2 separate regions of the Homo sapiens genome follow, and region 1 is linked to region 2. A link is a contact called in ENCODE Hi-C or POLR2A ChIA-PET data. All regions are on one chromosome and are shown on one strand. The core of a region is the stretch at or near the end of the contact, and the rest is flanking DNA. Distances in the headings are between cores, read along the strand shown. Region 1 holds the start of KRTAP4-4 (keratin associated protein 4-4). Region 2 holds the start of KRTAP2-1 (keratin associated protein 2-1).

Region 1 (3,141 bases), core at 576-3,075, 110 kb before region 2:
ATTTGATCTACAATTGGTTCTGATATTTCATCTTGTTAGGTTTGATTCCTTGTGAGAGTATTTCTGTAGTTTTGGAAACATGGTTCTGCCATTTGGCATATTCACTTTTTCTTACCTTCATGGCCCCCAAATATTTAGATGAGCATGTTTTATGGAAAGACCCTCAGCAGAGTTGGGGTGTCCATAGTATCCTCAGAGAGACCAGTCCAAACAGAAATTGCTAACCCAAGAGCATCCCAAAGTGGAGGGTGGCACAAAGACAGGAAGTTTCTGCCTTCTTCCTTGGGTTTCTTTAACATCCAGGTTTGGGGGAGTGTGTGTGTGTGTGTGTTTGAGTGTGTGTGTGTGTGTGTGTGCATAATATTCCTAAGGTAAAGGGCCTTAGGAGATAAAGGTAAATACATATATATATAAATATATATATTTCTAAATATGTTATTGTATATATTATATATATATTTATACATACTATTAAATACAAACATATATGAAGAATATATATTATATATTCATAAATATGTAAATATATATATTCCTATATTACCTATATATAAGGTTCTCTATCTACCCATCTATATATGTATAATATATATATATATTCCTAAGGTCCTTTGGCAGAATATATATATTCCCCCAAACCTGTGTGTGTGTGAGTGTATATATATATATACATATACATCAAAAGAAAATTATGGGCCTAGAAGAATTAAAATCACCCAAGGTCAGACATAATGTGTGTGTATGTGTGCGTGTGTGTGTGTATATATATATATATATATATATATACACACACACACGCACACATACACACACATACATACACACACATATATGTGTGTGTATGTGTGTATATTTATATATAGTGTGCATATTTATATATAGTGTGTATATTTATATATAGTGTGTATATACGTGTGTGTGTATACTATATATAGTATATATATGTATATATATAATATATATTATATATATATATATATATTATATATATATAGCAAGGACACTGGGTCCTTTACCTTAGGTTGGCAAGTAAACCTTAGAAATAGAGGAGATGACTCAATGTGATTGTTAAAGCCAGAGAGACAGGAAGGAAAAGTCAGAAGGAAAATCAGCCCCTCAGAGCAGAGAGCGGAGGGACCTGAACCTTTTAGTATAGCTGATCTCTGTAGCCAATTTCCCCTAAAGGCCCTGAAACTGAGTTTTGGAGTGTTGTTTCTCAAGAAAAAGAAGCATCGATAATTCATGACTTAGATGTCCACCTTAAAACAATTCTGCTTTCCCCAGTAGAACATCTAGAAAATGGGTCATGATTCATTGTATGGAAGGTGGCAAGGAATATATCCTAATAGTATTTGTTTTCATGCCACTGGTCACCTGTTTCACATTCAAACCTTCATTGCTCACTTGATCTATAACAAACATGCCATGAGATTAAAGCACAGCTTTCTCCTCCTGAGTCACCAAAAGAAAATTACGGGCCTAGAAGAATTAAAATCACCCAAGGTCAGACATAATGTATTAAGGAAAATGAGGCTGCAGCACATGGTACCTGCAGGCAGATGTCACATGGCAGCTCAAGGAGGAAGCTGCAGCAAGAGGCACACAAGAGGTTGTTCAAGAAGAGCTGACCTGAAGAATCCTAACACACCAGGGGAAGGAAATAATGCTTTTCTCCATGTTGACAAATTTAAGCAGAAAAACAAACTTGCCTAATTTGATAATTGCCTGCTCATCAGAACAAACAATGACAAGGAAAGAGTGCTGCATCCGATGACATCAGCCCTGAGCAGGGTATAAAAGAGGATCTGGGGCAAGGAGACTTCCAAGCCTTCCAAACCCTCCTTCCTGGAAACCCACCCAGAACCTCCACCCTCTGACACCATGGTCAACTCCTGTTGTGGCTCTGTGTGCTCTGACCAGGGCTGTGGCCTAGAGAACTGCTGCCGTCCCAGCTACTGCCAGACCACCTGCTGCAGGACCACCTGCTGCCGCCCCAGCTGCTGTGTGTCCAGCTGCTGCAGACCCCAGTGCTGCCAGACCACCTGCTGCAGGACCACCTGCTGCCACCCCAGCTGCTGTGTGTCCAGCTGCTGCAGACCCCAGTGCTGCCAGTCTGTGTGCTGCCAGCCCACCTGCTGCAGACCCCAATGCTGCCAGACTACCTGCTGTAGGACCACCTGCTGCCGCCCCAGCTGCTGCAGGCCCCAGTGCTGCCAGTCTGTGTGCTGCCAGCCCACCTGCTGCTGCCCCAGCTACTGTGTGTCCAGCTGCTGCAGACCCCAGTGCTGCCAGACCACCTGCTGCAGAACCACCTGCTGCCGCCCCAGCTGCTGTGTGTCCAGGTGCTACAGGCCCCATTGTGGCCAGTCTCTATGCTGCTAGCCCATCTGCTGGCAAACCACCTGCTACAGGACCACCTGCTGCCACCCCAGCTATTGCATTTCCAGCTGCTGCCAGCCTTCCTGCAGTATCTCTAGCAGCAGTAGCTCCTCCTGCTGTGGCTTCAGCTGCTGCAGGCTCTCCTGCTGCATCTCCAGTTGCTGCCGCCCCAACTGCTGCCAGACCATGTGCTGCCGCCCAACCTGCTCTAGTGCTTCTTGCTGCTGAGGCTGTCATCTGGACTCACCAGATTCTCATCAACCAGCATTCTTGATGTAGCTCATCTATGAGCTGAGTTATGGGAAGCTAGTTGGAAAACTTCAGTTCCAACCAATTCTTAGATTGAATCTGGCCTCCAAATATATGCTCCCCCCACATTTTACCTCTCTACCAAATGAACATAAGTTGTAATTTGCTCTGAAATCTGTCAACTATCTTAATTGAAATATTTGCTCTCTGCCATAATTTCTCATATGGAGCTATTCCATTTTAAACAAATATTTATCTAAATAAATCTTAAATAAATTTTCAGGCATAGAAATATACAGATACTGTGTCTCATTATTTTTCTTTTTTGAGTGTGGTCAATTACCAGTCAATTTTTCTGTTGTTCTTCTCTGCAGAATGTAATTTCAGGGGCACCACCTCTATTTCCTCAGCACACTTTATTCTAATATACAATGGTGGTTTCTTAGAGCAAGCACCTGGAACTCTCTTCTTGAAGAGTTTCTCTAGCCAAGGAGCAAGCTCTGGACTGTAGAG
Region 2 (3,624 bases), core at 307-2,806:
CTTTGAAAAACAAAAATCCCACGTCCGTAAACAAAGAAAAGAATGTAAAACAGGAGAGTCAAAGGTCTCTAGCGATGAGATTGTGCCTGATATCTCCCTCTTCTGTTTCCCTAATTGTGACTACCGGGTCCAGTCAATTTACATTCCTCTTAAAGTTTTGAAATTATGCTTGAAATTCCATTTGGGGAGCTTTAGATGTCCGGCCCCAAGGCACATTCTTTCAAATAAAGAAAATGATCCCGAAGTGATTCAAAACCCTGTCTGGTGACTAACAGGAGGAGTAAAGCTGGAAAGTAATGGGACTGTTTCCCCCATGTAGTTCCTGAACTGCCCCTGGCAACACTTCCTGAAGAAGCGCATCCATCACGCTTTTAGCAGTGCCACAGCAGAACACTGGGCAGCCTCCCAATGCGTCTACCCCTGAACAGTGTTCTGGATATGTGTGCAATGTTGGTTGAAAACCCCTTTCTTGTCACTTGCTAATCAGAGCACCTATGTCAAAGTATATATGCATATTTCTTTTTTGAGATGGAGTCTCACTCTGTAGCCCAAGCTGGAGTGCAATGGCATGATCTCGGCTCACTGCAACCTCCGCCTTTGGGGCTCAAGTGATTCTCGTTCCCCAGCCTCCGGCACAGCTGGGACTACAGGCACTGCCACCACACCCAGCTAATTTTTTGTATTTTATTAGAGTTGAGGTTTCACCATGTTGCCCAGGGTGGTCTTGAACTCCTGAGCTCAGGTGATCCACCTGCCTTGGCCTCCCCAGGTGTTGGGATTACAGGCATGAGCCACTGCGCCCGGCCAACAAGGTATATTCAGAAAAATTTCCCATTACAGAATTCTTCATTACATGCACAAGAAAGGCAACGCTAAAAAATGACATGTTTCAGAGATAAAAATCAGCATCTTATGACAGAAAGACCAGAGTTGCACAGAACCTGAACTAGAGAAAAGAAAACATGCAAGGCAGTCTTGGAGGTTTTATTCCAACACTTAGTGGTTTGCAAAAATTTTTGTCTGTCCTGTACAACTCTATGAGCTGCTATCCTATTCAAGGCCTATGTATCCCACTATATCAAGTGATAATCAAACGTATTCCCAAGCAGACTACGTGGGAGGGCTTGTCTAACACTCGTGTGATTCACGTTTCACATGTAGGTGCTTCCAAGGACTTGAGTCCCCTATTGGGGTCAGGATAGGCTCTACTCAATGTTCTATGTACTTCTCTATGTTTTTAATTTCTTTTAAAAACTGAAGTTTTTTTAGACCGTTTTGTCCAGATTTGATCCAGTGTTATCTACTCAAAATAAGCATCAAGAGCTACTATCACCTCAAATGACGATGAGTTCTTAGATTTTCACCCAATGTGAGTACATCCATACTTAGAGATAAAACAAGAGCTCTTTAGTGAGATAATGAGTGTGTCACAAGCAACCATTAGTCAAAACAAAATTCTACTTAATTGGCCAAAAGGTAAACGAAAAGGGTCACCTGCACCCGGCCAGGGTATATAAAGGGCCCAGAGGGGGAGGAGGACATTCACACCTGAGAACATCCAGCTCCTCTCCACAGCCCAACCCACACCAGCCTCAGACACCACCATGACCGGCTCCTGCTGCGGCTCCACCTTCTCCTCCCTGAGCTACGGGGGAGGCTGCTGCCAGCCCTGCTGCTGCCGCGACCCCTGCTGCTGCCGCCCCGTGACCTGCCAGACCACCGTGTGCCGCCCCGTGACCTGCGTGCCCCGCTGCACGCGCCCCATCTGCGAGCCCTGCCGCCGCCCGGTGTGCTGCGACCCCTGCTCCCTGCAGGAAGGCTGCTGCCGCCCCATCACCTGCTGCCCCTCGTCGTGCACGGCTGTGGTGTGCAGGCCCTGCTGCTGGGCCACCACCTGCTGCCAGCCTGTGTCTGTGCAGTCCCCCTGCTGCCGGCCCCCCTGCGGCCAGCCGACCCCTTGCAGCACCACCTGCAGGACCTCCTCCTGCTGAGCCACCACCTGCTGCCAGCCTGTGTCTGTGCAGTCCCCCTGCGGCCAGCCGACCCCTTGCAGCACCACCTGCAGGACCTCCTCCTGCTGAGCAGTGCACTGACTGCCCGGAACGCGTAACTCACCTTCTGAAAAAGTCACACTCCCATTTCTCTACTTTAACAAACCTCCTGCCCTGAGCCCACAAAACCCCACATCAACCAAGCAGGGAACCGAGCACTGGGCTCATCTATTAAGACCTGGGCCATTCTGAAGTCTGTAAAAGAAGCAATTTCCTTCTTCTTAAGATTTCGTGGCATGTTTATTTTCTAATAAATATCTGTTCTTTGGCCTTGCAAAAAGATTTGGTTTTATTTACTCATTCTAATATTTTGTATTAAATTAATTTTTTAATTAAAAAAACTGACACATAATTGTACATATTTATGGGGTGCAATGTAATGTTTCCATACATGTATACGTTGTGTAATAATCAAGTCAGGGTGTTTAGCATATTCGTCACCTCATACATTTATCATTTCTTCATGGTAAGATCATTTAAAATATTCTCTGATCGCTATTTTGAAATATATGATAAAATATTACTAACCACAGTCACCCTACTGTACATTAGAATACCAAAACTTATCCCTCCTATCTACCTGTAACTTTGTACCTGTAGACCAATCTCTGCCTATCCTCCCCTCCTCTCACCCTCCCCAGCCTCTGGTAGTCACTATTCTACTCTCTACTTCTATGAGATCAACTTCTTTAGATTTCACATAGGAGTGAGTGAATGTGCTATTTGTCTTTCTGTGCCTGGTTAATTTCACTTAACATAATGTCCCCCAGGTTCATCCATGTTGCTGCACATGACAGTATTTCATTCTTTTTCATGGCTGATAGTATTTCATTGTGTGTTTGGGTGTGAGTGTGTGTCACATTTTCTTTATCCATTCATCCATTGATGAACACTTAGATTGTTTTCATATGTTGGCTGTTGTGAATCGTGCTGCAATAAACATGGAAGTGCAGAAATCTCCTCAACATACTGATTTCATTTCCTTTGCGTATATACTCAGTAGTGGGATTCCTGGATCACATGATCGTCCTATTTTTAATTTTTGGGGAACCCTCCATACTGTTTTCCATAATGGCTATACTACTTTACATTCCCTCTAACCTTGTATGAGTTCCCTTTTTTCCACATCCACACCAGCATTTGTTATCTTTTTGTATTTTTGATAATAGCCATTCTAATTGTGGTGATATGGTATCTCATTGCGGTTTTGATTTGCATTTCCTGATGATTAGTGATGCTGAGCACTTCTTCATATATGTGTTGGAAATTTGTATGTTTTCTTTTGTGAAATATCTATTCAGGTCTTTTACCTATTTTTAATTGGATTTTTTATTATTATTCACTGTTGAGTTGTTCAAGTTCCTTATATATTCTAGATATTAACCCCTGGTCAGATGCATAGTTTGAAAATATTTTCTCCCAAATTTTTGCAATCTACTCATCTGACAAAGGGCTAATATCCAGAATCTACAAAGAACTCAAACAAATTTACAAGAAAAAAACAAACAACCCCATCAATAAGTGGGTGAAGGATATGAACAGACACTTCTCAAAAGAAGACATTTATGCAGCC

Evidence for each region. A loop is a pair of places that touch in the nucleus more often than their neighbours do. ChIA-PET counts read pairs that join two places held with the same protein, here RNA polymerase II (POLR2A).
Region 1: a loop to region 2 is called in a map of naive thymus-derived CD4-positive, alpha-beta T cell, with 7 times the contacts of the local background. The contact joins the promoter of KRTAP4-4 here to the promoter of KRTAP2-1 in region 2. A Hi-C loop is called at or near these places in 1 of 168 maps with a recorded cell type or tissue (naive thymus-derived CD4-positive, alpha-beta T cell). POLR2A ChIA-PET finds 5 or more read pairs at or near these places in 2 of 52 experiments (GM12878 and PC-9).

What each region holds. Positions count from the first base shown.
Region 1 is chr17:41,159,432-41,162,572 of GRCh38, reverse strand. It overlaps KRTAP4-4 (keratin associated protein 4-4), which reads left to right and starts at 1,825. Exons shown (of 1, transcript NM_032524.2): 1 at 1,825-2,924. The coding sequence starts at 1,882. The coding sequence ends at 2,382.
Region 2 is chr17:41,045,248-41,048,871 of GRCh38, reverse strand. It overlaps KRTAP2-1 (keratin associated protein 2-1), which reads left to right and starts at 1,556. Exons shown (of 1, transcript NM_001123387.1): 1 at 1,556-2,331. The coding sequence starts at 1,605. The coding sequence ends at 1,991.